Regions from separate parts of the Mus musculus genome. Here all the other regions are linked to region 1. Evidence: chromatin loops called from intact Hi-C (ENCODE). Cell type or tissue: heart. All regions are shown on one strand. Region 1 holds the start of Ftx (Ftx transcript, Xist regulator (non-protein coding)). Region 2 holds the start of Rlim (ring finger protein, LIM domain interacting). Region 3 holds the start of Jpx (Jpx transcript, Xist activator (non-protein coding)). Region 4 overlaps Slc16a2 (solute carrier family 16 (monocarboxylic acid transporters), member 2). Region 5 has its middle 23 kb from the start of Slc16a2. Region 6 has its middle 44 kb from the start of Rlim. Region 7 holds the start of Xist (inactive X specific transcripts).

Region 1 (4,000 bases):
ATCATTGATCCTGCCAGGCAGTGATGGCGCATGCCTTTAATCCCAGCACTTGGTAGGTAGAGGCAGGCAGATTTCTGAGTTCGAGGCCAGCCTGGTCTACTGAGTGAGTCTGAGTCCCAGGACAGCCAGGGCTATACAGTGAAACCCTGTCTCAGAAAAAAAATATCATTGATCCTTCGGCCTCATTTCCCAAGTGCTGGGATTACAGGATCACAAACACAAAACCACTGAACTTAGGTGCTATATCCCCTGCCCCAAAGCTGTTTTTTGTGTCTGTCTGTCTTTCTTTCTTTCTTTCTTTCTTTCTTTCTTTCTTTCTTTCTTTCTTTCTTTCTTTCTTTCTTCCTTCCTTCCTTCCTTCCTTCCTTCCTTCCTTCCTTTCTTCCTTTCTTTCTTTCTTTCTTTCTTTCTTTCTTTCTTTCTTTCTTTCTTTCTTTCTTTCTTTCTTTCTTTCTTTCTTCCTGTCTATGTCTGTCTTTTTCTTTCTTTCTTAGATTTATTTATCTATTATATATAAGTACACTGTAACTGTCTTCAGACACACTAGTAGAGGGTGTCAGATCTCATTACAGATGGGGTTGTGAGCCACCATGTGGTTGCTGGAAATTGAACTCAGGACCTCTGGAAGAGCAATCAGTACTCTTAAGTGCTGAGCCATCTCTCCAGTCTCTCTCTCTCTCTCTGTCTCTCTCTGTCTCTGTTTCTCTGTCTTTCTATGGTCAGGGTGTTATATATCCCAGGTTTGCCTTGAACTTTCTATGTAGCTGAAGATGACCTTGTATTTGATCATTCTCTCTATTTCTTGAATGCTGACATTACAGGTGTGTTTAAGTAGTACTGGGCATCTGAAGCCAGAGCTATGTCCAGGAAAATACTCTCCCAACTGAGCCACATCCTCAAACCCTAAACTACAATTGTTCCTATCTCTTATAATTAAAAATATCAGAGAAATTAAATTCTAGGAAAGAGATATCTTGGAAATTTAGAGATGATTTCTAACATTTCTATTTATGTTTACAGTTTGTCAGATGAACAAATATGTTGTTTCCCCTGGTGGCAATCAAGAAAAACTCTCTTACATGGAATCTTCAGATGGAACTAAGCTTGTTTTACAAGAAAAATTGTTTGAACTTTATTTTGTTTTTTGTTTTTAAAGATCTATTTACTTTTACTTATATAAGTACACTGAACTGTCTTCAGACACACACCAGAAGAATGCATCAGAGTCCTTTACAGATGGTTGTGAGTCACCAAGTGGTTGCTGGGAATTGAACTCAGGACCTCTGGAAGAGCAGTCAGTGCTTTTGACGTCTGAGCCATCTCTCCAGACCTAGTTTGGAGCTTGTAAGTACAGCCTGTTAATTCTGCATGAGTACAACTTTGTTCGAGATGTGAGCTAACACTTTTGTAGTGAACTCCAGGTAAACTTAGCTTAAAGGCTTCTTTCATTGCTCAAATTGGGCTGAAAAGAGCTTTTCCATCACACTCCCTTCCCCCTCAAAGAAAAAGCTCTTTCAGAAACCAGGGAGGGAATTGTCAAAGTGGGGATGTCTTACTAAAGCTGAAACATCAGAGGGGTTTTTTATGCATGTTACCTATATGTCCATTAGGTGTCGCAATATATCCAATGGCCCTGCCTTCTACTTCTATTCTGCTCATGATATTGTTTCAGATGCAGGCATGGGACTGCTTTTCCTTTTCTCCTCCTCCTCCTCCTCCTCGACCTCCTTCCCTTCTTCCTCCTCCTTTTTTCTTCTTTGTCTTCCTCCTCCCCTCCCCCACTCTTTTTTACTTGTATGGTTCTGGTGCTTTGATGCTCTACATGAAAATTCACAATTCAATGCAATGATAGATAGACAGGCAGGAGCCAGTCGGATGATCTCTCAAGATCCAGGGCTGAATAAGAAGGGGGAGTGGATCTTAAGGAGACCCTTAAAACTCAAGATTCTCCACAGGAAACAACATGCTGAGAGTGAAAATAGCCTGCCCCAAGAGTTCTGGTTCCAGGTATTAGAAAAAGACTTTTTCTTCAGGCTTTGTAACTTGGGCCCACAATTAAATCTACATACGTATATTTCCATTCCCCCAACCCCCCGGATCGGTGGAGGCTATTTTTTTTTCCTTCAGGATCTTTTGTGGTCCAAGCTGACCTAGAATTTGTCATGGAGGTGAGGTTGTCTATAAATCGCTGGAATTACAGGCACTTATCACCATGCCAGTGGTTGGTTGGTTGGTTTGTTAGTTTGTTTGTTTTCGAAACACTTGGAATATTGGGTACATCAGGAAATATGAGGGGGCCTAGCAGAGCTCCAGAGAAGCAGAGAAGGTCAAGAATTGTAGGGTGAGCCAGAAAGGGAATAATAACAGTAGTGAGATGTGATGGTAAATTAAAAAGGATGGGGACTTATTGATTAGAAAAGGGGCTGAGGAAAGGATGGGTGGTGGACGCCGGTATGAGCAGAGGTAGGAAAAGAAGTGTGGGCTAGGGACCTGAGTACTGGACTCAGTGGGCTGCTGTAAGTTGTAGAGGGGCGCTCTGAGGAGAGGGAGGAGCGCGGCGCATGCGTTGCAGCACAGCGCAGCGCTCCTGGAGAGGCTGTGGGTTCGTGGCATCCGCGCCGCGGCCGCAAGTATAGCAGGTTTCGTACCTGGTGTTCATCGCCGTTAAGTCATCGCTGCTGCCACCCAGGCACGGCTCTCTATGCCGCCGCTCCCTCCACCCTCTAGGCACTGCCTGCCGTAAGAATTTTAACTGCGACACTCGCTTCAGCAGGAGGTAAAGGAACGACGAAGGACGAAAATGTAACATGGAGGGCGGAGGAGGGAACTTGTGTCAGGGAGATCCTTAATTTGTGCATTTTCTCCTTTGAGGGGAGGGAGAACTGGAGGCCAGTACGAATCCCCAGCCCTCCAAAAGGATGTTGCGCATTACTTAATATTATGAAAGATTTTTAGACTTCTCTAAGCAGGTTTAAGGCACCTGAGCATCACTGTTTTGTTTGACATCTATTTAAAACAAAACAAAAAAAACTTTCGAGTTCTTCATTTGTTAAGGGTGAATCAAATGGATGAGTCTTTAGGATTAGGCTTCATCCGCTTTTTGTTTTCCTTGGGGGTGAGTGAATGTAGTTTGAGACTGACAGCAGCAGGCCTCGAACTCGCGGCCGTTCTCCTGCTTAAACTGGGATTACAGGCGTAAATCACCACGCCGGACTCTGATTCAGTGGTTTTAGGTTGGAGGGTTTTTAACTGTATTAAGGAATCCGTCTACCAAGTAGCCTCTCCCTTAGGCTGCTGACGGATTCCATCTGGGTTTGGGATATGCTTTATCGCCTACGACGTTTTTTTAATTCCATGTGTAACTTAGTTTATCACAGTTAATCCTGTTAAGGATTGTTGTTAATGATATGGTTTAGACACTGGGGCATAACTTTGGCGAGAAACACGTGCAGATGCACCCGGCATGAATATATATACATATATATGCGCATATATGTATATATATTCTTCACAGAGTTATCTCACCAGAGTAGCAGAACGCAGTGGCCACAGAGATTATATATATAATATATATAATATATATATATACACATATACGTATATATATTATATATATAATCATACACGAGAAGGGAGAATAGTAAAGATAGGCGCGCTTTGCGTGGATGCCAAAAGAGGAACCATATCACCAGGTGGTGGCGCTCAAGTACCCTTGAGAAAGCGTGACATGATGGGTAGGACTCTGCTGGCACGGGAGATCGTGGCCCCTTAGGCGAGGGTGGGGCAGAGAGGAGAGAAGGTGAAATCACGCATGCTCACTGCAAGCAGAAGGCCTCTGCGCGGGAATGAAAGTGCGCATGCGTAAGAGGGAGCATGTTGGCCGTTTAACACTAGGTATCGAGAACTGCGCGTGCGTGTTGCCAGTGGCTTGGCTGGGAGGGAGGGAGGGAGACGCGGAACGTTCTGGTAATTATGATTGCGAAATAGCGAGGGGTTCGGT
Region 2 (4,000 bases), 360 kb before region 1:
TAAATTAAAACATTCTATATAATGTCTAGTATTTTTTTTAAAGACAGAGTCTCACTCTAGCCCAGGCTGGCCTGGAACACACTAGGTAGCCCAGACTGGCCTTGAATGAGTTACAATCCTGCTTGATCCTCTTAGGTACTTTGATAACAGGCAAACACTGTGGTGCCCAGCTACACTGGGGCTTTTGACACACATTACCAGATTGTCTTTTAAAAGTTACATGACCTTTGAGCAGGGAAGAGTGAAGAAGGTTTGAAATACCAGTACGAATACTTGGGAAGTAGAAGCTTGACTGTAGATTCAAGGCCAGCCTGGGTCTCATAGACAGACTCTCCATTTTAAAATTTAGTCTCACACTTTAATCTCAGGCTGGTCTGGAATTTATTATGTAGCCCAAGTTGGCCTCCAACTCTCAGCAACCCTCCTGTCTCAGCTTCCCCAGTTCTTGGGTTTTTAGTGTGTGTGTGTGTTTTTGGTTTTTGGAGACAGGGTTTCTCTGTGTAGCCCTGGATGTCCTGGAACTCACTCTGTAGACCAGGCTCGAACTCAGAAATCCACCTGCCTCTGCCTCCCAAGTGCTGGGATTAAAGACGTGCGCCACCACTGCCCGGCGTGTTCTTTTTTTTTTTTTTTAAAGATTTATTTATTTTATGTATGTGATTACACTGTCGCGGTCTACAGACACAGCAGATGAGAGCATCGGATCACATGGCAGACGGTTGGGAGCCACCACGTGGTTGCTGAGAATTGAACTCAGCGCCTCTGGAAAAACAGTCTGTGTGCTTAACCGCTGACTCATCTCTCCAGCTCTTTACCGCGTTCTTAACCGGTGAGATAAACTAAGTGCTTTACAGAAAATTACGTAGGTAATGGAGAAGGTTAAATAGAGTGGTCACGGGTTTCTCTAGGAGGTGAGGTGAGGCCTAGACGATCCATGTAAAAAATATGAAAAGAAAAATATTATAGTGTAGTTTATGTGTGTGCCTTTTTTTTGTTTTTTGTTTTTGTTTTTCGAGACAGGGTTTCTCTGTGTAGCCCTGGCTGTCGTAGAACTCACTCAGTATACCAGGCTGGCCTTAAACTTACACAGAGATCTGCCTGCCTCTGCCTCCTGAGTACTGGCGTTAAAGGCGAGCCACCGTCGACCAGCTTCCAGCTTCCAGCCCAGTTTAAGCAACTGATGTAGCAATAAGTTAGGTTCGTTGGAACAACAGTAAAAAAGTTAGTCTACCTGTTCTTTTATCAGAAAACAGAAAAATAGGGTGGGAACACAGAGACGTACTTTAAAACGGGGTGGGGGCGGTTGGGTTCTTATTCCCTTTAACTGAACAATGGGAACTGAAAGGTGTATGGCGCATTCCCTCTGGTCCTTTCTTTAGGCTTTAGCATCCAATAGACGCTTCCTTAACCGCCCTTTTCGAATTCCCCCACTATCACTTTTTCCCATCCATTTACAAATCGCCACACCCTTTTAAAGTACTCTAGTTAGAGCCTCGAGGAGGCCTTCCCCACCACTTTTTAACATTGCAAATTCACTTTTGTCCCCACGTTTTATGCCTCCACCCACTTCCTCACTTTTAATCTCTAGTATTTAGCAACAAATTGTTTTATAAGTGTGTTCACCCTAGATTACCAAATCCCTTAAGGACTGAGAATTCTTGGACTATTTCAACTTAATTTATGGTTCAACTTCCTCAACATCTACAGCTGTGCTTGAGCTACAGTTGGCATTCGATAAATACATGTTGAATAAAAGGTTGGCTGCCGTCTACACTAGTCTGGACTGTATGGATCAATGCCAGTTACACCGATACTACATTCTTGTTCTCTGTGAAGGGCTTCAAGCGGCCCGACTGTGACGTCCTTCAGCTTTCAAAATGGGAAAGCGAAGGTTCCCACAATTCTCAGAACGCGAATTTCTCGCTACAACTCAAAATGGCGAAGGAGGGTGGGGCCTGTCACATGGTGGGCGTCCCAGTAGCATTTTTTTCCCGACCCGCCGCCCGTCTGGGCGGGTAGTCTGTCCGGCCCCTCCTCTGCCCACCAGGCCTTTTCGAGGGCTCAACTGGGATTGGCTGGCCAGCAGTCTGGGCGGGGGCCTGTGAAGCTGGGAGCGCAGCATCACTTCCTGTTGTGGGCAGTCATTTCCTGTCAGTGCTAGGTAACAATGGGGAAGATAATGGCTGATTGAGCTACGTCTCCGAGCTGGCGCTGTTCTAGAGGCGGGTCTCTTGCCCGGGTTTAGAGGCGGGTTAGAACGCGGCGGCAGCGGCAGCACAGTAGCGCAGCGGAGGTCCCAGTGGCGGCGGCGGAGCCCAGTTGAGTTCCCTCCTGGCCGAAACACCGTGTAAGTGAAGGTACGGGCACCCCGAGAAATGGGATGTCGGACTGGAGGCAGGCAGGGGCCGCGGCCCTCAAAATGGCCCGAGTTGGCCAGCCGCGGCCGAGACACCCACTACGGCCTCCGGACCTGGGCTCCCGGCTGTGGGGGGCTCCGTGGCGTAGTCGCCGCTGCCATTTTAGTTGGGTGGCGTGTGTCGGCCCCGCTCGTGGAAGAAGGGGAAGGAGTCGGGCAGGACTTCCTCTCCCAGGCCGTGGAGTCGGGGCCCGGCCCTCCCGAGCTAAGAACGAACGCCGGGGAGGCGATCCTGGACTCCGGGCCTCAGGCGTGAGGATGGCTCCAGTGCTTCTTACTAAGAGGTTCCCCCCACCCCCCATCGTCGTCGCCCCGCGTTGCGTATCGGGCTAGGGTTTGGGGAAGTGGGGTGGAGGTGCTCTTAATTCGGATGTTGGGAACTCTTGAACCTTCAGATTTTCACAGGATTCGCAGAGCCTCATTTTGAACGCTTCTGTAGGGCATGACCAGTTTGTTAACCTCTGGGGCTACGGTGACAGTCTTCCGGGAGGATCGGAGACAAACGTGGTTTGCTTCCCTGCACCTTTAGCCCTAAGTGTATCCTTGGCCAGATTTTACTAGAAGGGTTTTCCTCCTCACAAGAAAAAAAAAATTAAAAAAACGGAGGGAAAAGACGTTGCGGGTTGTTTTCCCTGGTAAGTGTGGGAATTGAGCCAGACTATTTTCAAGTTAATTTCCGTGTGATCTGCCAGCAGCCCTACCCCTCCCCCACTCAGAAAAAAACCCCTAAGGGTCTCTGCTTCTGCGGGCGGGCGGTACCTGCCACGTACGCCATAGCTTAGTAACTAGTATTAACCGGTTGGGCTTCTGCTTCCTGAATACTCAGTCCCTTTCCCCCTTCTGCTGATTAATTTCAAGATGGAGGAGACAGCCACGTTCTTTTCCTGGACAGTTTCACCATACTTATTCCACAGGTTCGTTTGGCATCTGAGGCCTAGGAGACTAGTTATTTAGGTCATTTTTTTCCTCTTTTGGAGGGGAAAGGGATTTTATATCAGATTCTCATGGGCTCCTGGCAGGCCCCACTGTATATATGTTTTTTTTTCCTAGAAATAAGTTGCTTACATTTCTTGACTTGTAATTAGCCACCGTGCGTTTGAATGATTGAAGACAGAAAGAATAGGAAGTGTAGTCCTAATCATTTCTTTGATTCTTTATAATTAGGAGGCAGGCACAATTACAGGTCCACCTTTTCCTCAAATCAGTTTCTGAAATACAGGTTAAGGATCTAAAAGGACCAACCCAAGCACCCTTTAAGATAACTATTTAAGGGCAAACAATCATGCTGAAAAGGTCACAAATATCTCTTAGCTTAAAATGTCCTGATGATTTTTATTATTTTAATTTCTGCCTTAGGCTACTGTGGTATGCCAAATAAGTTCTTGAAAGTGGCTCGTAGAACTTGAAAATAATTATTAGTCTGATAAGGAAAAGCCTATTTTAAACAAGCTAATATTAAAAGGTAGATTGCCTCTTGGCCTTTAAAGGAAATCTTTTATCTAACTCCTGGTTCCTTCTGACCTTGGTTGTCCAAATATACTAATACTAACATTAAGTTAGGTTGGGTTATGATATATATAACCA
Region 3 (4,000 bases), 130 kb after region 1:
CTATTCTGGTCTTAGTAAGATCCTATGCAAATAGAAATTATTACTTTTAGTTTTGTTTTTATTTATTAAAATTTTAAATGAGATTTATTTCATTTTGTGTTTGTGCATCACGTGTCTGGTACCCAAGGAGGTCAGAAGAGGATTTGGACCACCTGGGACTTGAGTTACAAAATATTGAGAACTCCCATGCAAGATACCAGCCATGTTAGATCCTCATGTCACAAAAAAATTAAGTGGAGAAGCTGAGCTTATAATCCTAGCTATTTGGGAGGCAGAGGCAGAAAAATCAAGACCAGCCTGGGTTATTACACATAAAGTAAGAGAGACAAGCTGGGCATGGTGGTACAAGCTTGTAATCCCAAAGCTTGGCAGCTAGAAATGGGTAGTGAGGGTCGTGGACAGCCTCAACTACAGAAGACTTCATTAAGGGGCTCAAAAAGTGGGCTTACGACCGCCTGTAACTCGAGTTCCACAGGATTCTATGGCTTCTTCTGGCTTCCATAACTGTACTCATGTGCACATTCCTACACACACAATTAGAAGCAAATCTTAAAGTGGGAACAGATCTAGATATAGTTCAGTGGTAGTGTGACTGTCTAGCACCACAGTGTCCTAGGTTCCACAACCAATACTGGGGGGAAAGGGGGAAATAAGCACAATTACTAAACTAAAAATGATGCTTAATCTACGGGATGACAAAAGAGTGAGCCGCAACTGTGGAGAAATATGGCAAAACGTCAACTCTAATATTAGGGTTTCATTTTATTCTCTGTGTTTGCATTTGTGTTAAATAGGTCATAATATATAAAGCTGCCGAAATGTTTTAAAAATAGCAAACATTCCTTTGTCACCCTCATACATATATGAAAAAAATGAGATCATATTATCCTACAACTTGTTTTTAATGTAACAAGCTATCATATCATCTTTTACACCAAAGAGCCAAAATATACAGACTTTTAAAACATCCTCCTATTAATGGATACACAGGTTGTTTCTTATCACTTGCCACAAGAAAAGAGCTGCATAGACATCCTCTTTTAGGTATCCTTATTTATATACTGATGCTTCTCTTTCTGAAGGATTGAGCCGTGAAAGTCAGACTACTGAGTTCCAGATATTGGAACTTGGTACTCCATATATATTTTTATTTTTCTAAATATAGCTACATCAATGCTTCCAAATGGTTGCAACAATTCATACTTTATTCAGCAATGCCTAGCTAAGGTACTGAAATGTCTTTTTGACCAAGTAAGCATCTAACAAAAGAACACAGATCACCCTATAAGGCCCTATTATAACAGATGCTCCCAGACCACAAATTTAGTAACATACTCTGGTCCTCATTTGGAGTACATAAAAAGGGCATAGGGCAAAAAGCGTTATTATACCATAATTAATGTTACCAATAAGCTAGTTTTATCAACTACTAAGTGTTGATGAGAAAGAACTGAGGCCGTTTTTCGAGGCCTCTGGGGAGCTAGAATAAACACTCCATTTTGGAGACACTCACTATCCGTCAAACCCCAATTAGACAAAGGAAAACAAAAGGAAACCTCAAAACACGATCTCTCCTAGGAATGAGCCTCCCCAGCCTGACAGGTTCATCCGTGGAGGTCCGGTGATGTGGGCACTGATCACTCATCTATTGTGGGCGGAATAGGGGAGAAATCCGGAGTGCCAGCCGCCGACTACTCGTCCCGCTCGGCAGACCATGCGGTCGGAGTGGTGACCGCTGCGGCGGGTCGGCGTGGTGACCGCTACGGCGGCCATCTCTCTGACAGCGCGAGACCCGGCACTCACCAGGGCATGTTCATTAATTGGCCAGTTTCTCCACTCTCCTTATTAAGTCATCCTCTAGCTGCCTGGCTAATCCCGGGAAGGACGTATACATGTGGACGCCGCCATTTTATAAGTTACAGAAGCCTGGTGGTGCCGTGGGGGGGGGGGGGGGTCGGGCGGGCGGAGAGCATGCGTCACAGCCGAACAGTCCCTGTGCCGCGCGGCGCCGCGCTGTCAGGCTGTCCCTAAATGGCTGCTCCAGCAACGTGACCGGGACTGTCCGCGGTCGCTTCCGCAGATGACTGAGCGCTTGCGGTTCCTCTCCCGGCTGCCTCTGTTAGCATCTTTCACGTGCTCCCGCGTTTCTTGCCCGTCTTTAATTTGTTCTCTTGCCACCCCCTCACCCCCCACCCCCCACCCCCCACCCCCCCCCTACCCCCACCGAAATTCCTTTTTCTTTTTTGTTTCTATAGAAGACCAGCTTGTGTTTTGCTCCCGAGATCTCTTTCGGAGCCCCTTCTGTGTTTTTAGCTGCCAGCATTGCTGTAGCTGCTATAACTGCAATCTACATGTCACAGAGGCTAGGTGGCAAAGTAAACCACAGGCCTGGGTATGTCCCCTAGTTTTTGATAAAGACAGAATTATACCTTGTCCTATTCCTATTGGACACCTCACAGGGCCGAAGCTGACAATAACTCCTTTGGCTTTTGGATGTTCACACCAATACTGGTTACCACACAAATTAGAAAAGGATCTTGGGTTATCAATAAAGGCAGAGAACTACACTTCCATTTAAAAAAGAAAGAAAAAAGTTCTCATTTTACCTATTGCACCACGAGGCACAGGGGCAGAAGCGAGTGCTCAGTGGTTAACAGTGCTTAATGCTCTAGCAAAGGATGCAGGTTCAGTCCCCGGCACATACTTCTCTCTACACAGATCTCTCTACACAGGCAAACATGTATACACACACACACACACACACACACACACACACACACACACGAAGTAAATGCATGTGTGTGTGTGTATTTAAGTAAAACCATGTTGGAAAGTTGCCGAAGGGGCCTCAGTGAATATCTGCTTGAGGAAGGCTTTGCTAAGGCAACCTGGGACAGCTGTCATGGAGCCGAGGGCTGTCCTCTCTCCAGAAGGTAGCACATTTTCCCTTACACTGGTTTCCCTCTTTCCCAAGACAGCAAAGCCCTGGCTTCTTTTCATTCCATTACAGGCAGTTCTTTCCTGTGCGAGCTCTCCTCAGCTGTAGCCAGAATTTGCCTGTTTGGAATCCTTTCTTCCTCCTAGAGTTTCTCTGAGATGGCAAGTTTGTGAAAATTATTACACACACACACACACACACACACACACACCCATGGCCAAGACAATCAATTTGATATGCTCCTGTGACTATAACCACTTTATTGCCCCCCCCATTTAAATTTTTAATCTAGATTCCCTTCCCCCTCTCTCCATGTGCTCATGGCCAGCCTCTAGTTCTCTACTCTCTCTTTCTCTCTCTCTGCCTTTCCCTGCCTCTGCTACCCTCTTAACTCCCCTCCCCATGCCCTGAATAAACTCTATTCTATACTAAAAAATAAAATTAATCTAAATATAATTACATATTCTCCCCCATTCCCTTCTCCAATTCCTCCTATGTTATTCCTCGCCACTACACACACACACACACACACACACACACACACACATTGCCTCTCAAATTTCTGGCTTTTTGTATATATGTGATTTTTCTCTGGGTGCGTATTTGGTTTCTACTTATCTTTGTTGTTGAACACCCCAAAAGCAGGGCTGGAGAGTTGGCTTGGTGTGTAAGAGTACTTAATATTCTCACAAAGGACTGGGGTTCAATGCCTAGCAGCTGCATGAGGCTTCTCACCTCCTCTGACACCATGCTCGAGTGTGGTACACAGACCTATATGCAGGCAAAACACTCACACACATAAAAATTCTAAAAAAAAAAAAGTTTTTATAAACTTAAAAAAAACAAAAGTCAAATATAAAAGTTGATTCAGGGTATCTGGGAGCCCAACTGTCTGCATTTCCAACTTCATTCTAATGTCTGTGGCAAAACTGTTGAAAGAAGTACCTAGGAAAGTGTGACTCTAGCTAATTTTTAAAGATTTGGCTTTTCAGGCATGCATATCGTTGTTGCTCTTCTGTTTTTGAGACAGGGCCCCCGTTATTCCAGGCTGGCCTCGACTTA
Region 4 (4,000 bases), 200 kb before region 1:
CTCGGGCGCTGGGAGGAGGAGGAGGCAGGGTCTCAGGCAGCCGCGGCGGCAGTGCTCGGAGCGGCAGGAGCAGTAGCAGCAGAAACAAGTACCAGCCAGACAACAGCTCCTCCGGCAAGCCACAGTCAGTCCCCTAGCCGCGATGGCGCTGCCAAGCCCGGCGAGCGAGGAAGCTGAGGGGCCCTGTCAGGAGGCAAACCAGGAATATCAGGAGCCGGTGTGTAGTCCTGTGCCCGAGCCGGAGCCAGAGCCGGAGCCCGAACCGGAGCCTGACCCCGAGCCGGTGCCAGTGCCCCCGCCCGAGCCTCAGCCTGAGCCCGAGCCCCAGCCCCTACCCGATCCTGCACCCCTGCCGGAGCTGGGCTTTGAGGCTGAGCCAGTGCAAGAACCCGAGCCCACGCCCACTGTGGAAACCCGAGGCACCGCGCGTGGCTTTCAGCCTCCCGAAGGTGGCTTCGGCTGGATAGTGGTGTTTGCAGCCACCTGGTGCAACGGCTCCATCTTCGGCATCCATAACTCTGTTGGTATCCTCTACTCCATGCTACTAGAGGAGGAAAAAGAGAAAAATCGCCAAGTGGAGTTCCAAGCAGGTGAGTGGCCCACGTGCCCCACCTGGCATTGTGGACAAGGGCGTCCGCCCCCACCGTCATCCCCATACCTGTTGGTCTAAAGCGCCCTTTCGAATCGCCTTTCTCACTCCTTCTTGCTAGGGCATGGGTTGCAGGGCTATAGGCAGCCTGAGCAATGGAGACCTAGGCTGAAGTGGTCCCGGGAGGTGAAAACTGGAGCATTCATTGCTTACAGGCGAGCAATGAACTTTTTGCCCTGGGACAAATCCAGACTCACCTTTTAGATTGTTTAAAGTACTTTGCCCGTGTGTGCTGGGGAAAATATTTGGAGGATTTGGGGGCGGGAGCGGGAAGCGAAGTCATGTAGACAGGACAGTAGGAAGGTTGAAAGGGCTCAGAGATAAACACCGAACAACGGGTCCCCGCAGCAGCCCCTGCTCCTTTTGGGGATCAGAGCGGTTTTCTGTCAAAACCCACTTTCAGGAATCCTGATGACTCTTCGCTCAGAGTCAACACATGGCAGGCGTGTGTGTCGCCGGAGAGAAAGGGAGGAGTGTAGTGGGGAGGGGGGGTGCGCGCGTCTCTGCCTGCTGTGGGTACGGCCCAGTCAGGCCGTTCGATCGCCTGCCGTTCCCGGGGAGCAAGCGGCTCAATGTGCACTGGAAGCCAGCCTCAAAGGAGGCAGGAAGACTGGATACAGAATGGGTCCTGCAACTCAGTCCGCACCTCAGTCCGCACCTCAGCTGCGCGGTTTCTAGGGCCCCACACCTCTGTTATCGGATGGGGGCTTCTTTCTCCCTGAAGTTAAAATGTTGACCCATCATTCCAGCTTTGGCTTGGGACTGACTCGGGCATCCCTAAGACTTGGCAGGGTTGGAGACATAGCCCTCACCTTACAGGCACGTGGTTGTGTGCAGACTCCCTAGCACGGAGACCCTCCAGTGACCTCCGGAAACTCAGGCTGTTCGCTCTGCAGAAATCCCTCAGCTGTTCTGTTGAGAGGTTTCTGGACTTAGCCGGGAGCTTGAGATATCCTTTCATGAAAATCTGGCTCCCTCCCTGAGCTGTTAGGATAGCTGGAAGTGTGCACACCATCTACTCAAGTTCCCTACTTGGGAAAAAAGTGTAAAACATAGTGTTCCCTTGGAGTTCTGGGGGTCCTCTCTTGCTAACCACCAAAAGAGGGTCCTTTTGGACGATCAAATGAAATCGAAACCTTGAATTCTGGGATGCCCACTGTGGATTACTTTTAGACATGCCCTCCCTCAATCAAGGAGGTGTGTTGTTTGCAGCTTTGCTGGGCTGTCTGGCAGAAGGGGCTTTGGGACTCTTGTGCCTCAGTCCTTGTGACCCATTGGCACCACTGCAGTATACAGGGCCCACTTGAGAAAATCTCGAGTGTACTCAGCGGCTGTAAATGGCACTTCATAACAACCTAGACTACACGGTCCTGTAGTGGAGGGGTCCCTGGACCCCATGGGACAACTTCTGGGTGGAAGGCTGCTTCTATACTCCTTGGGACCACCTTTTTCCTGCTTTGATGCAGATTAGGGGCTCTTGGGAAAGCAGCCAGGCTAGGCCCTCAGGATGTTGCCTTGGTTACTTGGGGGTTGGGGGAGCACCTGCTGAGAGTTGCCTTGTGGTTTAAGGCAGGCCAGTGGCCTTCAGGGTCAGTGGCAAAGTTTAGGCGAAAATTTAAAGGGAAGTAGTCGAGGCTGAGCTGAATTTAGGCCCCTGTATTTATGTGATGTGATCAGGCCTAGCGCTGGGGCCTTAGGAGCGTGCAATAAAACTTGGAAAAACCACTATTTTACCAGGAAGAGGTTCACTGCTGGGGAGCAGACTTCAAAGTAGGTGATCATAGGAGACTCAGGGGGAGGGCTGGCAGGGACTTTCCGGTCAGTACCTCACAGTGCAGCTGGAGGGGGCGGTAGTGCTGTGGTCTTTGCAGAGGTGTGGCTAGCTAGTGTGTATGCCAACACAGACTAGGTCCACTGAGGGGCTGGAGTTACCGGCTTAAACTCTGGAGAGTATTGGTCAGGAAGAGACAGAAAGGAATTTGGTATGTCCCAAGGGTCTGAGAATACTTTGGCGTGGGTCCTTGTTGTGGTATATCATGGTTTCACTGACGTTGTTTTTGATAGTGAGCCTTTGCAGAATGCCTCTGTTTTTATTTTGGAAGCCAGTAACACCCTACTACATTCTTGCAAATATTTTACAGAAACATTTCATCCTCAGAATTACCTTTCTTGAGACCCTCGGATTTCTGAAGGTACTGTTTATTGACTATCGGGCAGGCTCTTGCCATGTAGCCTTGGGTGACCTAGAACTTGCTGAGTAGCCCACAATAGCTTTCTGCTTGTGATTGTCCTCCTGCTTCAAATTCTCCAGTGCTAGGATTATAAGCATTTGTGCCACCATGCTTTGCCCAAGTCACAATTTAGATCTTGATATTTCCAAACATCTTTGCCTGCATTCAATTTCTTCAGTCTATTCAGAGTTTTGTGGCCACCTATGTCACAGCCCTGGAATATGAAACAGGGAAAAACTTAGTATTTTGCTACTGTCTTTATGAGCCAGCATTTGCCCAATAACGAGTCTGGGAGGACACTTAAGGAAGTTGGTACATTGTTTATTTCTATTAATATGATGTCTTACATGGCATTCATTCCTGACAATTTATTAATTTGTATTTGGAGGAACTCTGAAACCCAAGTGTTGTTGTTGTTGTTGTTGTTGTTGTTGTTATTGTTGTTGTTAGACCTAACACTGTCTAGCCATGAAGGTATATGTAATAGCTTATTTGGTCTAAGGTTCTGAAGTAGTGAAAGTCCCAGAGAAAGGTAATTTCGATGTCTACAAGACAATTCCAAACAGGGCTCTCTGGCACAGGTCAAGGAACAGATAGGGAGAAAGTAGAGTTTGGGCTGTCCTAGAACAGGTAATATACAATCTTTGTGAATCCTGTGGCTTTGAGGTTCTGGTACGTTTCCAGGTATATAGTTTGTGTCATTTCTTCAGCCCATTTAAGGGAAGCCAAGTCTCCCTAGGAGCTAGGTCTGGGAGGACTGATGGCAAAGGGTTTTTGAGAGTGAAACAAATAACTGAGGTCTAGGCTGGGGGTAGGCAGGGGCGGGGTGGGGAGAACAGGAAAGAAGAAAGCTTAGACTTTTGTAGAAGTCACAGGAAATTAAGCATCTCTCCAGCCCAGAAAAGGCATCAGATAGGACAGGAGGCAGCCAGACCATTTTGTGGGATATAAATACCAAGTATGGTTTCTTGGGACAACAGATGACCCTTACAATGGGAAATAGGAGCAAGACTGGATAGGTTGCTAGCCCTAGCTCACTCTTCAAACCCTAAGTAGAGGTAAGGTTGAGGTTTAAGTTGAGCAGATGAGGCAGATTTAGCCAGAGTTGTTAACACTGGAT
Region 5 (4,000 bases), 220 kb before region 1:
TGATAGGGAGCTGGAGAGATGGCTCAGCAGTTAAGAGTTCAAATCCCAGCAACTACATGGTGGCTCATAACCATCCATAATTAGATCTGGCACACTCTTCTGGTGTGTCTGAAGACAGCTACAGTGTACTTAGATATAATAATAAATAAATCTTTAAAAAACAATGTAAATGATAATAGATCCTGAAAAAGGACTCAGAAATCATTTTAATGAGGTACTTAACACGTACCACAAAGTAGTACAGTATTATTCAAACATGGATTTAGATTTGTTGTCAAGAAAAAAGCTAAGAGGTAGAAGACAACACTTTTTTAATCTTCACATATGAACTTTGTATTGTAATTGATTTATAACTCTGCCTTAGCTTTCACATCCTATGTATGTAGAACCTATAAGCTAACCCAAGGTGAAAAGTTTGGATGTTCTTAGAGCATCTAAGAATGTGTCCTATTCTATGCGTGTATGTAGCTGTATTGCTTCTCTGATTGCATAAGAGATTTTCAAAATCATTTCTATACATATCTACTGCCCCAACTTCTTTTATGGACATTTTACATCTGTCTTTTATTGTTGTTTTGAATCTTCTCTGCTGTCCTATCATTATTCCCAAGGATACAGCAGTCTTTAACTACTGTTAAGAACAGCCTCTCCCTCAAGGACACTCAAGGTCTGTGAATATTCTGAGTCACACAAAACAAAGAAAAGCCTTTGTGCCAGTTCTTGAGGGAGCCTGCAGACAGGTTGAGGCCCATACTGTAATTTTTTGACAGTAAGGTTTGAATTGCTCAGGCAAGAACAACTTGTGTCAGTGATGATTTAGGGCACCGCCACATGGTGAACAGGTGTTTGAAAACAGCACAATACTGACTTATCATAAAGCAACATTTATTTTCTTCATGGAGGGACAGCTGGAACTGGGAGCATTGGCTGGGTGGGGGAGGTTGATGTGGAAAGGCTAGTTCAGTCAAATCTCTTGGAACCTATAGGGATGACCCTAGTGAGAACTTCTAGTAATGGGGGAATATGGAATCTAAACTGATCATCTTTTGTAGCCAGGCATGGCTTCCAGTGGCGGGACTGGGCTGCATTTTGTTTAGTTACTGGCCTGGGGGCACCCATAGAGATACCTAAACAACCTGGCCTGATACTAAGTTGCTCTCTGAAAACTGACAGCAGGGGTGCGGATGGAGGTGGGGGTGGGATGGGGTGGGGACAGGATTGCTGAGGACAACATCCACACAGCTCATTGAACTTAGAGTCGTCAAGCTGCTGCCTGCACAGATCCTTCAACCCCTATGTTCTAGTTTCTTTGGCAAGTGCAGGTACTCTGCAGGCTACAGAAAGAGAAACCTGGACACCAACCCAGCCACAAAATTCTGTCCTGCCTGCAAGATGTGCTGGGGCAATGGTGATGCAGAACTTGTGAGAGTGGCCAACTGATGTCTGATTTAACTTGATGAAAAAGCCTCAAGAAAGAGCCCATGCCAGACTCTACCAGGATGGCCAGGAATAGGAGAGTGAATAGCCCAGAAACCTAGGGTAGAACCAGTTATGACTGGCAAACAAACAAACAAACAAACAAACAGCAGCAACAACAAAAACAATGAAATGATTCCTAATGATACTCGGCTAAGCTCATACATCGGTGGCTTGATTGCTTGTTTATTGGAGATCTGCTCTTTTCTGAAGGAAAACTGGAGGGGGGTGAGTCTGGGAGAAAGGGGAGGTTGGGGGAGCTGGGCGGAGTGGAGCTAGGGGAATCTGTGATTAGGATGTATAATAATGGAGGAGAATCTATTTTCAATAAAAAATAAATTAAAATACAGCAAAAACTTATTAGCTTCATCGACTTCTTTCCCCTTATGCCTCCAACCTTCCACCAATCCACACTCTCTTAGACTTGGTGAGAAACACGGTTACTTTGAAACTGGAAGCCCTGCATGGATGGCAAGCCATGAAAAAAAGAACACTCTATCCATATCCATGACCACCAGGTGGCAGCTAGATGCTGGAGACTATTACCCTCAAGCACATCTTTAAGACTGACTTTGAGTGGAAGTTTCTTAATTTTTCTTTATAACCTTATCTTGGAGCCTGGAGTGGGCTACAGAAGAACAGGCAGATCTTCAAATTGACTGATGTAAACAGAATCATCCAGTTACTTCTCAGGCCAAAAGAATACTCAATAAATTCAGGGGTTGTTTTCTAGGGGAGAGCTGGGTCAGGGTCATACTATAGCACTTTGTAGCCCAGGTTAGACTTAAGCTCCTGACCATCTTGCCTCAGTCTTCTGAGTGCTAGTGTTATAAATATAGCAACCACAGCTAGCAAGATCTACTAGTTTTGATATAAAGCCTTGACTATTGCCCCTAGGGGACCTTGGAAACAATCTAGGGGGAAACTTTTGAATGTTTAAATGCTATATGGAGGATGTATTTAGGATGTAGATGTTTTCTTTACATTAAAACTGCAACCTTAGATCATGTACCAGCCCAGTGTGGTGATTTCCCCAGAACCTTGTCTAGTTGAGCCATCTCCACAATGCCAAGCAGCACACATTGTGTCTAAGAGCCATAAGTGCTCTTGACTGTTGAGCTATCTATCTCTCCAGCCCCCAACCTGTGTCTTTTGATTAAAAAGTTAAGGACATTAATAGTTAATGTTGTTGTTTTAAAGGAGGATGTTGATTGCCCTCTTGTTTTTGCTGCTTTTGTACTTAGTCTCAATGTATAGTCTGGTAATTATAGTTTTGTTTGTTTTCTTTCTGTTGCCTCTTCACTATTATTACTCCCCTCTTTAGTCTGAAACATACTTCTAGTACTCTCTGTCTTGCTGGTTTGATGGACATGAATTCTCAGGACTATTTGTATGATGGAAAGTTTTTCTTTCTTCTTCAACTATGGCCGGTAGATTTATGGAGTACAATAGTCTAGGTTGGCATCTAGGGTCTTTTAGAAATTGGAGTACATTGCTTCAGGTCCTTCAGGCTTTAAGTGTCCATGGAGAAGTCAGCTGTTATGCTGATGGCTTTTCCTTTGTGTGTGACTTGTAATTTTTCTTTTGCAGTTTTCAATGTTCTCTCCTTGTTCTGTATATTCAGCATTTTAAATATAGTACACCATGGGAAGCTTCATTTTGGGTCCTGTCTAATTGGTGTCCGATGTGCTTCTTGTATCTGTCTTGTATCATATCATGAATAGTATCTTTGAGTTGTTATTGCTGTGATGAAAAACCATGACCAAAACAACTTGGAAAAGAAAGGGCTTATATAACTTATGCTCCCACATCAAAGAAAATCAGGACAAGAACCCAAACAGGCAGGAACCTGGAGGCAGGAGCTGATGCAGAGGCCATGGAGGAGGATGCTTACTGGTTTGCATTCCATAACTTGCTCAGCCTGCTTTCTTATAGAACCCAGGACCACCAGCCAGGGATGGCACCACCTTCAATGGGCTGGGCCCTCCAACATCAAGAAAATGCTCTACAGGCTTTCTTACAGCCTGATCTTATGTAGGTGTTTTCCTTAATTCAAGTTAACTCCTCTCATATGATTTTAGCTTGTATGAGGTTGACATAAAACTACCCAGCACAGAGATGTCTGTCCTTAATTTGGGGAAGTTTTCTTCCACTATCACGCTGAAAATCTGATCTGTGTCTTCAACCTGTGATTCTTTTATGCCTATAATTTGTGGATTGAATTTTTATACTGTCTCAAAGTTCCTGCATATTTCTTTCATGTGTTTTACATTTTTTCATAATCTTTGATTGAACAATTCAAGTCCTCTACTTTATCTTCAAGTCCTGATAATCTGTCTTTTACTTGATCCATTTTACTTGTTAGGTTTCCCATAAATTTTCTGAGTTATTGAGTTTTTTTTTATTGCATGTTTATTTTTCTTTGAGTTTTTTTAAGTGTAGTAGATTGAGTGAGTACAACCCTCATATGCTCACATGTTTAAATTCTTGGTCCCCAGTTGATAACACTGCATGAGAAAAGTTA
Region 6 (4,000 bases), 310 kb before region 1:
GCAAATTTAGGGCAGTCTAAGGCTACATAGTAAAGACTCCCTCTTAATAAATCAACAGAAACATGTAAGTTTTGATCCTGGAAACCTGAGTGATGGGATTCCCAGCTGACGCCTTTGGAGATGACTTGAATATCTACCCACAAGAGTTCTATAGAGAACATTCTATGATGTAAAGCAGATACTCTTTCCATTCACCACCTCAAGACAGAGTCATCTTACTACTATTGAAGGAGAACTTCCTGAGTGGCCTTGATTGAGAAAGGGAGCCAGAGAGATGGGGCTTGGTTGGTAAATGAGCCATGTCCTGAAATGTATCACATACTTGTGTGTTAGCTATTGGGTCTTTTCGCAGCCATTTAAAAAACACTCATAATAATATGGAGGCAATTGAATATTTGTACTCTATCAGTAAAATAAAATTAAAGGTTAAGCAACATGTCTCCCTGAAATTATTGATCTTGAAAAAAACATTTGAGATCTAAGCATGGTGGTATGCACCTATAATCTCGGCATTTGAAACACTGGAGTCAAGAGGATCAAGAAGGGTTCAAGGTCATCTTTGGTTATATAATCAACTTCATGAGACTTTGTCTCAAAAACAAACAAATATTTGGAATGTAAGTTCCCAGAACTGTCACTGGTGCAGAGAGTAATATGGTGAAAAACAAAACAAACAAAACAACCAAACAGAGGCCTTTGCCTTCAATATAAGGCATTTCTACTGCAGCAAGTGAGATAATACAATTGTAAGTACAAACTCAGACAGTGAGGTAAGGAAAATAAAATGTGATATTATTGTGACTGAAATGGGTCCTTTTTTGAACTGACATAAGTTGATATCTAACCGAATCCAAGGAGACAAGACATCTATGCCTCTGGGAATGAGCTTGACTCTCTAATTGGAAGGAAGAAAGGGGAGTGGACTGAAGAGGAAAATCAATAAAATCTAAAGGGGGGGTGGCAGTTTGTGAGGTTTCACAGGTCAGGGAGAAGAGGTAAGAGTTTATTCTGGGGCTGGTGAGATGGCTCAGTAGGTAAGAGCACTGACTGCTCTTCCAAAGGTCCTGGGGTCAAATCCCAGCAACCACATGGTGGCTCACAACCATCTGTAATGAGATCTGACGCCCTCTTCTGGTGTGTCTGAAGACAGCTACAGTGTACTTATGTATAATAATAAATAATCTTTGGGCCGGAGGGAGCAGGAACTGAGTGAGCGGAGGTCCTAAAATTCAATTGCTAACAACCACATGAAGGTTCACAACCACCTGTACAGCTACAGTGTACTCATATACATAAAATAAATAAATAACTCTTTTAAAAAAGTTTAAAAACAGAGTTTATTCTGAAACGAGGTGTTTGGAGTGCCTTAAACATGAATGGGACTAGAGTGCTCCAACTTCAGGAACTGCTGAATAGCAAATTGGGGTTAGAAGACATATCTGACACAAACGCCGCCGAATGACACTATGGAAAAAGCACTGCCCCTCCCTTAGCTATCCTTTTCTATGTCCAGGTGGAAGCGTCCAGAGGATGGCTGCAGGGCTGCTGGATTAAGACCTAGTGCCCTAGGCTTTTGATTTCTCTTCCCAGGGTTCTTTGCTTTCCTAAGGAAGTTGGTTCATGTGATTCGTGTGCACAACAGCACGGTTATTTGTTCTTTTAGTGTAATATGATTCGGGTGATCTTTTCCTGTCAGCACTGAGGACATTCTCAGATCAAGGAATCTATTATCACAATAAAAAATTAAACAAGCTTCTCACTAGCAGGAAATTCTTACTCTGGCTTTTATTTACTGTACCTCTAGGGGGCAGGCTTGCCTAGCTAAGAAACCAAAAGAGCTGGGTAGTCTCTTTTTGCCTATTCCTCTATTATTTATTGAGAATAACTAGAGCAAAAGAATTTTTTGTGCAATTATATATATATCTTTTATAGAATCAGTGTCTTCTTAAATTTATAACTGCAGTTTTTGAAATGATTTTCAGATAATTTAGATTTTCTATACTATAGAATAGAAACTATACAGTATTGCATTTAATATTAACAAGTACATTTCAGACAGTGTCACTAGTTGTATAAAACCTTTAAGAGGGATTCATTTTAGGATTCAACATTTAATTTAAATTCCTTATATTTTCAAAACAGAGTTCCTCTGTGTAGCTCTTCCTGTCCTGGAACTCATTCTGTAGACCAAGCTAGCCTCAAACTCAGAGATCCTTGCCTATATATCCAGAGAGTGCTGGGATTAAAGACGTACATCATTTTTCCTGGCATGAAGTACAATTTAAAGAAGTAGGTAATATACTCCTAAGACAGACTCCTCCTAGATCCACCCCTACCTCCCTTTATGTTCCCTACCTATTCACCTTCATGTTCTCTCTCCTAAAAACCCTGGAGTCATGTTCATTTTGGCCAACTACTGTTGGGTGTAGAGGCTGCCATGAAGTATAGTTGAACTACTGGAAGTCCCAGCATTAAATAAAGCAGATTCTCTCCCCAGCAGTTATCAAATACCAATAGTTTTTCATCTACGAGTAAGACTTCAGGCCAACTCCCCCCTCCATCTCTAAGCTAGGATATTTTTCTGGCTTGAACTTCTGTATACTATCACAATCTCTGTGGGTTAATACATATATCTGCTTTGTTCTGTCCAGCCCCCCCCCAAAGTCATCTACCACATTTGGTTCTTACCATCTTTGCATCCTTCCTCTTCAATGATCCCTGAGCCTCAAGGGGATAGGTGTAATGTAGAAATCCTATTTAATGAGCACTTGTAAGTCTTTTATTCTCTGCATGTCGACCGGTTGTGGGTTTCTGTGTTTATTGCTATCTGCTACAAGAAGAGGCTTATTGATGGGAGATGAGAGATCCTCTGATCCATTAGAAGCCATTTTCATGCTATGCTCACTTACCAGAATAATACTAGTAAGTTTCCCCTTAGGACTCATTTTTTAATTTTTAAAACTTTTAAAAACATTTTAAACATTTTATTTATTTTATGTATATGAGTAGACTGTAGCTGTCTTCAGACACACCGGAAGAGGGCACAGATCTCATTGCAGATGGTTGTGAACTACCATGTGGTTGCTGGAAATTGAACTCAGGAACTCAGGAAGAAGAGTCAGTGCTCTTAACCACTGAGCCATCTCTCCAGCTCCCCTTAGGACTCTTGACCTATATAAATACATGTTCTTAGCCTCATCAACAGTTAGGTATGGGATCTCTCTCATGTAGCAGGTATTAAATTTACTCAGAAAGTAGTTGGATACCTCTATAGCATTCTTGTTAGTATTTCTTCAGTGGGCATAGCTTGCCAAAAAGGTTATTATTGTAGCTCTCAGATGTATAAGTTGAGGAGATGGCCACTCCAAGGTATGGTTGAGGGAATGTTTTTATTGTAGATATGAGGAAGAGTACAGCCAGGGGACATCTGGAGGAGTCTAGAGCAGAGAGATAAAGTAGACTGAACAGGGCCAGCAAACTGGACATGGACATGGTTATCCACGAGAGAGGGGAGAATAGCAGGGGGTGGATAATGGAGACAACATAGTGAGAAAAGCAGGAGCAGAGAAGAAAGATAAAAATAGCAAGAATAGCTGGGATATAAGGAGAATGAGTATCTGGCAGGAGAGAAGCCTATGAGCTGGAAGGAGTTTAGGGTATGCAGGAGATGAGAAGGGCTAGACTCTGAAATATGTAGCAGGTACTTGTGATGCTGCAGGAGCCTGGAGGCCAGCATGAGCCTTGATATGGTGATAGGTACCATTTGTCCCTTCTGCCAAAGGTAAGGGAAATTACTCCTTTTAGCAAATAAGAATCAGTTTCATGAGTTGTGAGGAATGTTGGCTTCTATATAACCACCAGAAATCCTCCTATAGTCTAGATTGAACCCATTTCTGGGTATTTGGGCTGTGGTTTGGAGTTTGGGGAAATGGAGTTTCCTTTGGACCTACCACTTAGTTTCAGGAGTTGTGTTGCAGATGTTTTCATTTGGCACTCCATT
Region 7 (4,000 bases), 140 kb after region 1:
ACTTCTTAGGTCTGGGGACTAAAGACATGCACCACGTCCACCTGGTTGACCACACTTTAAGAGATAGCATTGTAAAGGGGCTTTCTAATATTTTCTAGGGTTAAAGTCTATTGTCTTCATGGTAGGGAGCATGTCAGCATTCAAGAAGACATAGTACTGGAGTTTGACATCTGGTTCCACAGGTAGTAGGAAGAAAGCCAACCACCGGCCCTGGCTTGGGCTTCTGAAACCTCAAAGCCCACTCCCTAGTGACTTATGTCCTTCCTAATTCTTCTAAAGTAGTGCCACCTCCTCCCCGCTCCTGATGGCTTAGTGATAAAATGTCTGAGGCTGTAGGAGTCATTGTTCTTACATGATCTTTGGTAGATTGATTTCTGTATAGGGTGAGATAGTACCACTATGCTAAGGATCACTTGGCCAAGTGACTGTATGTCTCTTACATGTGGTGTTTGTACCTTTGTTGAGTAGTGGATGGCTGTCTCCAGGTCCTCTATTCTATCCCACTAATTTACAAGCCTACCTATGAGCAGTAGCATGTTGACGCTGTGGTGCAACCTGTTCATTCATTTGAAGCTTTGTCATGTAGCTCAATCTGGTCTCCAATTCTCTATGTGGCTATTTCTGATCATCCTTGTAACTCCCAAGGGCTGGGATTCACAGGCATAAGCTACTTACCATGTCACCTATTTTTAAAAACTATTTATGTGAATGTCATTAGAATTTTGCTGAGTATAGCGCTAAATCCATAGATGGGTTTTTGATGCAACTTAGACAATATTATGTTGATTCATGAACTTGGGAGTGTTTCTTCAACCATTTTATACCAGATCAACCCCTCTCCCAATATACGTTAGAATTGAAAAAAATATAGATTTCCTGGAGAGACTGGATGCCTGATCTACCTATAGTTGTGGCTCCAACTTTCTCTCTGTTCACAGAGCCAGTAGTGTCATTGAACATCCCTTCCTTTAAAAAAACAAACCATTTTTCATGATTTATTTTGATCATTTTTCCTTCCTCCAACTCTTCCCCACTCATCCAAATCCATATTCATTTTCTTAAAAACAAAACGAAAACTGCGCTGTTTTGTCTGGATGGTGTTTTCTTGGAGTCATTTACTGCAGTCTTTCTGACTCCTTATCTTCATAGATGCCTGAGCATTGAAAGAAAGGGCTTGATGAAGACATCTCATCTAGGACCAAGTGTTCTAAAGTCTCTTACTCTCTGCACATTGGAAGACCATTTCTTAACTCCCATTTCTGTTTCTTGCTGCTTTGTAGTGGGTCCTTGTTTCTTGACCCATTATCATCATCATCTTGTTCTTCCTTCTTCTCCTCTTTGAATTTGCATGGAGAATTCCTCAAGATTACTATTTTACCCCAGGTGCATTTTTAATCTTAATGTTAAGAATATGCAATGAGGCAGGCAGTGGTGGCACACACCTTTAATCCCAGCACTTGGGAGGTGGAGGCAGGTGGATTTCTAACTTCGAGGCCAGCCTGGTCTACAGAGTGAGTTCCAGGACATCTGGGGCTATACAGAGAAAACCTGCCTTGAAAAACAAAACAAACAAACAAACAAAGAATATGCAATAAATTACCTAGTTAAGTGTACAGGAATGGAGGTGTTTTTTAGAAAAATATTTATTTAATGTGAGTACACTGTCGGTCACTGTTCAGATACATCAGAAGAGGTTAGATATCGGATCCCACTACAGATGACTGTGAGCCACTACGAAGTTGTTGAGAATTGAACTCAGGCCCTCTGGAAGAGCAGTCAGCACTCCTAACCACTGAGCTATCTCTCCAGCCCAGGAACTGAGTTTTAGCACATATCCCTTCATGCTTTCTTGTGATAAGACTAAAAAGTGTCCCCGAAACCTGACATACCTTGATGTACACGGTGTGAGAAAGAATGATGAGGTTTGCAAGAATTGGGACTAAGTAAAACACAGAGACTAAATTTAACTCTTTAATTTGATGATTCTCTCTAGCATCCCCACAAAAATGATACACTGGCTTGCATAATCTGTGACCAGTACCTCGCAAGTTCTAAATTCTCTTTGTACAGCTCATTTAGAAGTTCTCGTTTATACAAAGCCATATCCATCGTGGAGCCAGGTGCTCTTAGCTGTGAAGAGCCCTTCCTTGGGTCTTTTTTCCCTAATATGTCCTATGTGACTTCTCACTGGTGATGCTTTTGGTGTGCTTGTTACTCTGATCCTGATCGCTCTGTCAACTAAAGTTAGACAAAGTAACCTTTACTTCTCAATTCAGATAGGAATCCTTTTGCACTCCAAGTTTGGCTTCAGATGCCTTGGAAAGATTCATGCTGCCACCTGCTGGTTTATTCAGTCTGTGTGCATCATTTATTTACTTGTTAATTTGTTTTTCTTTTGTTGAAACAGTTTATTTTGTAGCAGATATTTTTCCATCCCTACCTGAACCACCTCAATAGTAAGATTAGTGAATTGCTGGCACTTTGATCGTCCATAAGCAAACCAATTTTGTGTCCTTTATTATTCATGGGACGCCTAAAGGGAACTTAGAACAGACTGTGAATTATTTGTCAGCGTGAATCAACGAGACAACAATATCCTTTGATTTTCTAATACCCAGGGTGTCTGATCTCTTTCATGTGGATATTCATAGTTTGACAGTTAACAAAATTTGACAGTTCTTTTAAGTTAGCAGTGTCTCTGGGGCGAGTAAGATACCAATGAGCTATTATTCCCTCAGGCTTTGCTTTGGCATTTAGGAATTATTTTTCATTACTGCTAGCGAGTAACGTACTTCAGTGCGTTTTTGTCCCAAGGTATGGAGTCACCAGGTTCCCAGAGAAAGACTAAGATGCCAATGACCCAAAACTATGAGCGTAAGCCCACCAAATCGGTCACAACTAATACTCTGATAATTTAGGAACCAAGGAGCCATTTTGTGAGGCATTTCTACCCTTTCCTCTCCTCATCTGAGGTCGCCAACTAATGCAGAAGAACTTCTAGTGTCCAAGACGCGGAGCGATACATGGTTTGTCCAAGTAGAAGATATATTGAAATTTTGCATAGACAGGTGTGTGACCTAATGTACATTATTTAATGTTTATGTGGAAGTTCTACATAAACGTTTTTAGCTGTAAAATAGGATAATCCTTCATTATCGCGCAAAATAATGAAATTCACGCGTCATGTCACTGAGCTTACGTACCTCCATCTTTATTCATTTTAATTTTTTTATAATATAGTTAGACCTAAAGGTCCAATAAGATGTCAGAATTGCAATCTTTGTGGCCACTCCTCTTCTGGTCTCTCCGCCTTCAGCGCCGCGGATCAGTTAAAGGCGTGCAACGGCTTGCTCCAGCCATGTTTGCTCGTTTCCCGTGGATGTGCGGTTCTTCCGTGGTTTCTCTCCATCTAAGGAGCTTTGGGGGAACATTTTTAGTTCCCCTACCACCAAGCCTTATGGCTTATTTAAGAAAACATATCAAAATTCCACGAGATTTTTGACGTTTTGATATGTTCTGGTAAGATTTTTTTTTTGACATGTCCTCCATACTTTTTGATATTTGTAATATTTTCAGTCAATTTTTCATTTTTAAGGAATATTTCTTTGTTGTGCCTTTTGGTTGATACTTGTGTGTGTATGGTGGACTTACCTTTCTTTCATTGTTTATATATTCTTGCCCATCGGGGCCACGGATACCTGTGTGTCCTCCCCGCCATTCCATGCCCAACGGGGTTTTGGATACTTACCTGCCTTTTCATTCTTTTTTTTTCTTATTATTTTTTTTTCTAAACTTGCCCATCTGGGCTGTGGATACCTGCTTTTATTCTTTTTTTCTTCTCCTTAGCCCATCGGGGCCATGGATACCTGCTTTTTGTAAAAAAAAAAAAAAAAACAAAAAAACCTTTCTCGGTCCATCGGGACCTCGGATACCTGCGTTTAGTCTTTTTTTCCCATGCCCAACGGGGCCTCGGATACCTGCTGTTATTATTTTTTTTTCT

What was found. A loop is a pair of places that touch in the nucleus more often than their neighbours do. Peaks named below come from ENCODE experiments on the same cell type or tissue, not always from the same donor. Only the 100,000 strongest peaks of a DNase experiment are listed, where the experiment ranks them.
Region 2: a loop joins it to region 1, with 4 times the contacts of the local background. A loop is called at or near these places in 8 of 42 quality-filtered maps.
Region 3: it touches region 1 in a loop (4-fold over the local background); 35 of 42 quality-filtered maps call a loop at or near these places.
Region 4: a loop joins it to region 1, with 6 times the contacts of the local background. A loop is called at or near these places in 2 of 42 quality-filtered maps.
Region 5: it touches region 1 in a loop (4-fold over the local background); 8 of 42 quality-filtered maps call a loop at or near these places.
Region 6: it touches region 1 in a loop (2.3-fold over the local background); 10 of 42 quality-filtered maps call a loop at or near these places.
Region 7: it touches region 1 in a loop (4-fold over the local background); 35 of 42 quality-filtered maps call a loop at or near these places.

The regions. Positions count from the first base shown.
Region 1 is chrX:103,622,323-103,626,322 of GRCm38, reverse strand. It overlaps Ftx (Ftx transcript, Xist regulator (non-protein coding)), which reads left to right and starts at 2,569. Exons shown (of 11, transcript NR_028381.1): 1 at 2,569-2,776. In heart, CTCF peaks have their summits at 1,606, 3,486 and 3,688 (motif pointing right); DNase peaks (open chromatin) are centred at 2,592 and 3,832; H3K4me3 peaks cover 1,549 bases; H3K27ac peaks cover 1,209 bases.
Region 2 is chrX:103,979,420-103,983,419 of GRCm38, reverse strand. Rlim (ring finger protein, LIM domain interacting) reads left to right here and starts at 2,135. Exons shown (of 5, transcript NM_011276.4): 1 at 2,135-2,357. In heart, no CTCF peak of the experiment used is centred here; a DNase peak (open chromatin) is centred at 2,059; H3K4me3 peaks cover 2,575 bases; H3K27ac peaks cover 2,296 bases; H3K27me3 peaks cover 477 bases.
Region 3 is chrX:103,491,504-103,495,503 of GRCm38, reverse strand. Jpx (Jpx transcript, Xist activator (non-protein coding)) reads right to left here and starts at 1,946. Exons shown (of 3, transcript NR_015508.3): 1 at 1,804-1,946. In heart, no CTCF peak of the experiment used is centred here; a DNase peak (open chromatin) is centred at 2,023; H3K4me3 peaks cover 2,366 bases; H3K27ac peaks cover 3,087 bases.
Region 4 is chrX:103,817,945-103,821,944 of GRCm38, reverse strand. It overlaps Slc16a2 (solute carrier family 16 (monocarboxylic acid transporters), member 2), which reads left to right. Exons shown (of 6, transcript NM_009197.2): 1 at 1-590. The coding sequence starts at 143. Among named protein-coding and RNA genes, the nearest start is that of Slc16a2, 2.0 kb to the left of the region's middle. In heart, a CTCF peak has its summit at 2,499; a DNase peak (open chromatin) is centred at 1,474; H3K4me3 peaks cover 2,136 bases; H3K27ac peaks cover 790 bases; H3K27me3 peaks cover 3,761 bases.
Region 5 is chrX:103,843,452-103,847,451 of GRCm38, reverse strand. No RefSeq gene overlaps it. Among named protein-coding and RNA genes, the nearest start is that of Slc16a2, 23 kb to the right of the region's middle. In heart, a CTCF peak has its summit at 2,000 (motif pointing right); no DNase peak of the experiment used is centred here; H3K27me3 peaks cover 1,188 bases.
Region 6 is chrX:103,935,336-103,939,335 of GRCm38, reverse strand. No RefSeq gene overlaps it. Among named protein-coding and RNA genes, the nearest start is that of Rlim, 44 kb to the left of the region's middle. In heart, a CTCF peak has its summit at 1,805 (motif pointing right); no DNase peak of the experiment used is centred here.
Region 7 is chrX:103,482,577-103,486,576 of GRCm38, reverse strand. It overlaps Xist (inactive X specific transcripts), which reads left to right and starts at 3,344. Exons shown (of 8, transcript NR_001570.2): 1 at 3,344-4,000. It also overlaps Tsix and the pseudogene Gm14861. In heart, a CTCF peak has its summit at 2,350 (motif pointing left); no DNase peak of the experiment used is centred here; H3K4me3 peaks cover 1,008 bases; H3K27ac peaks cover 117 bases.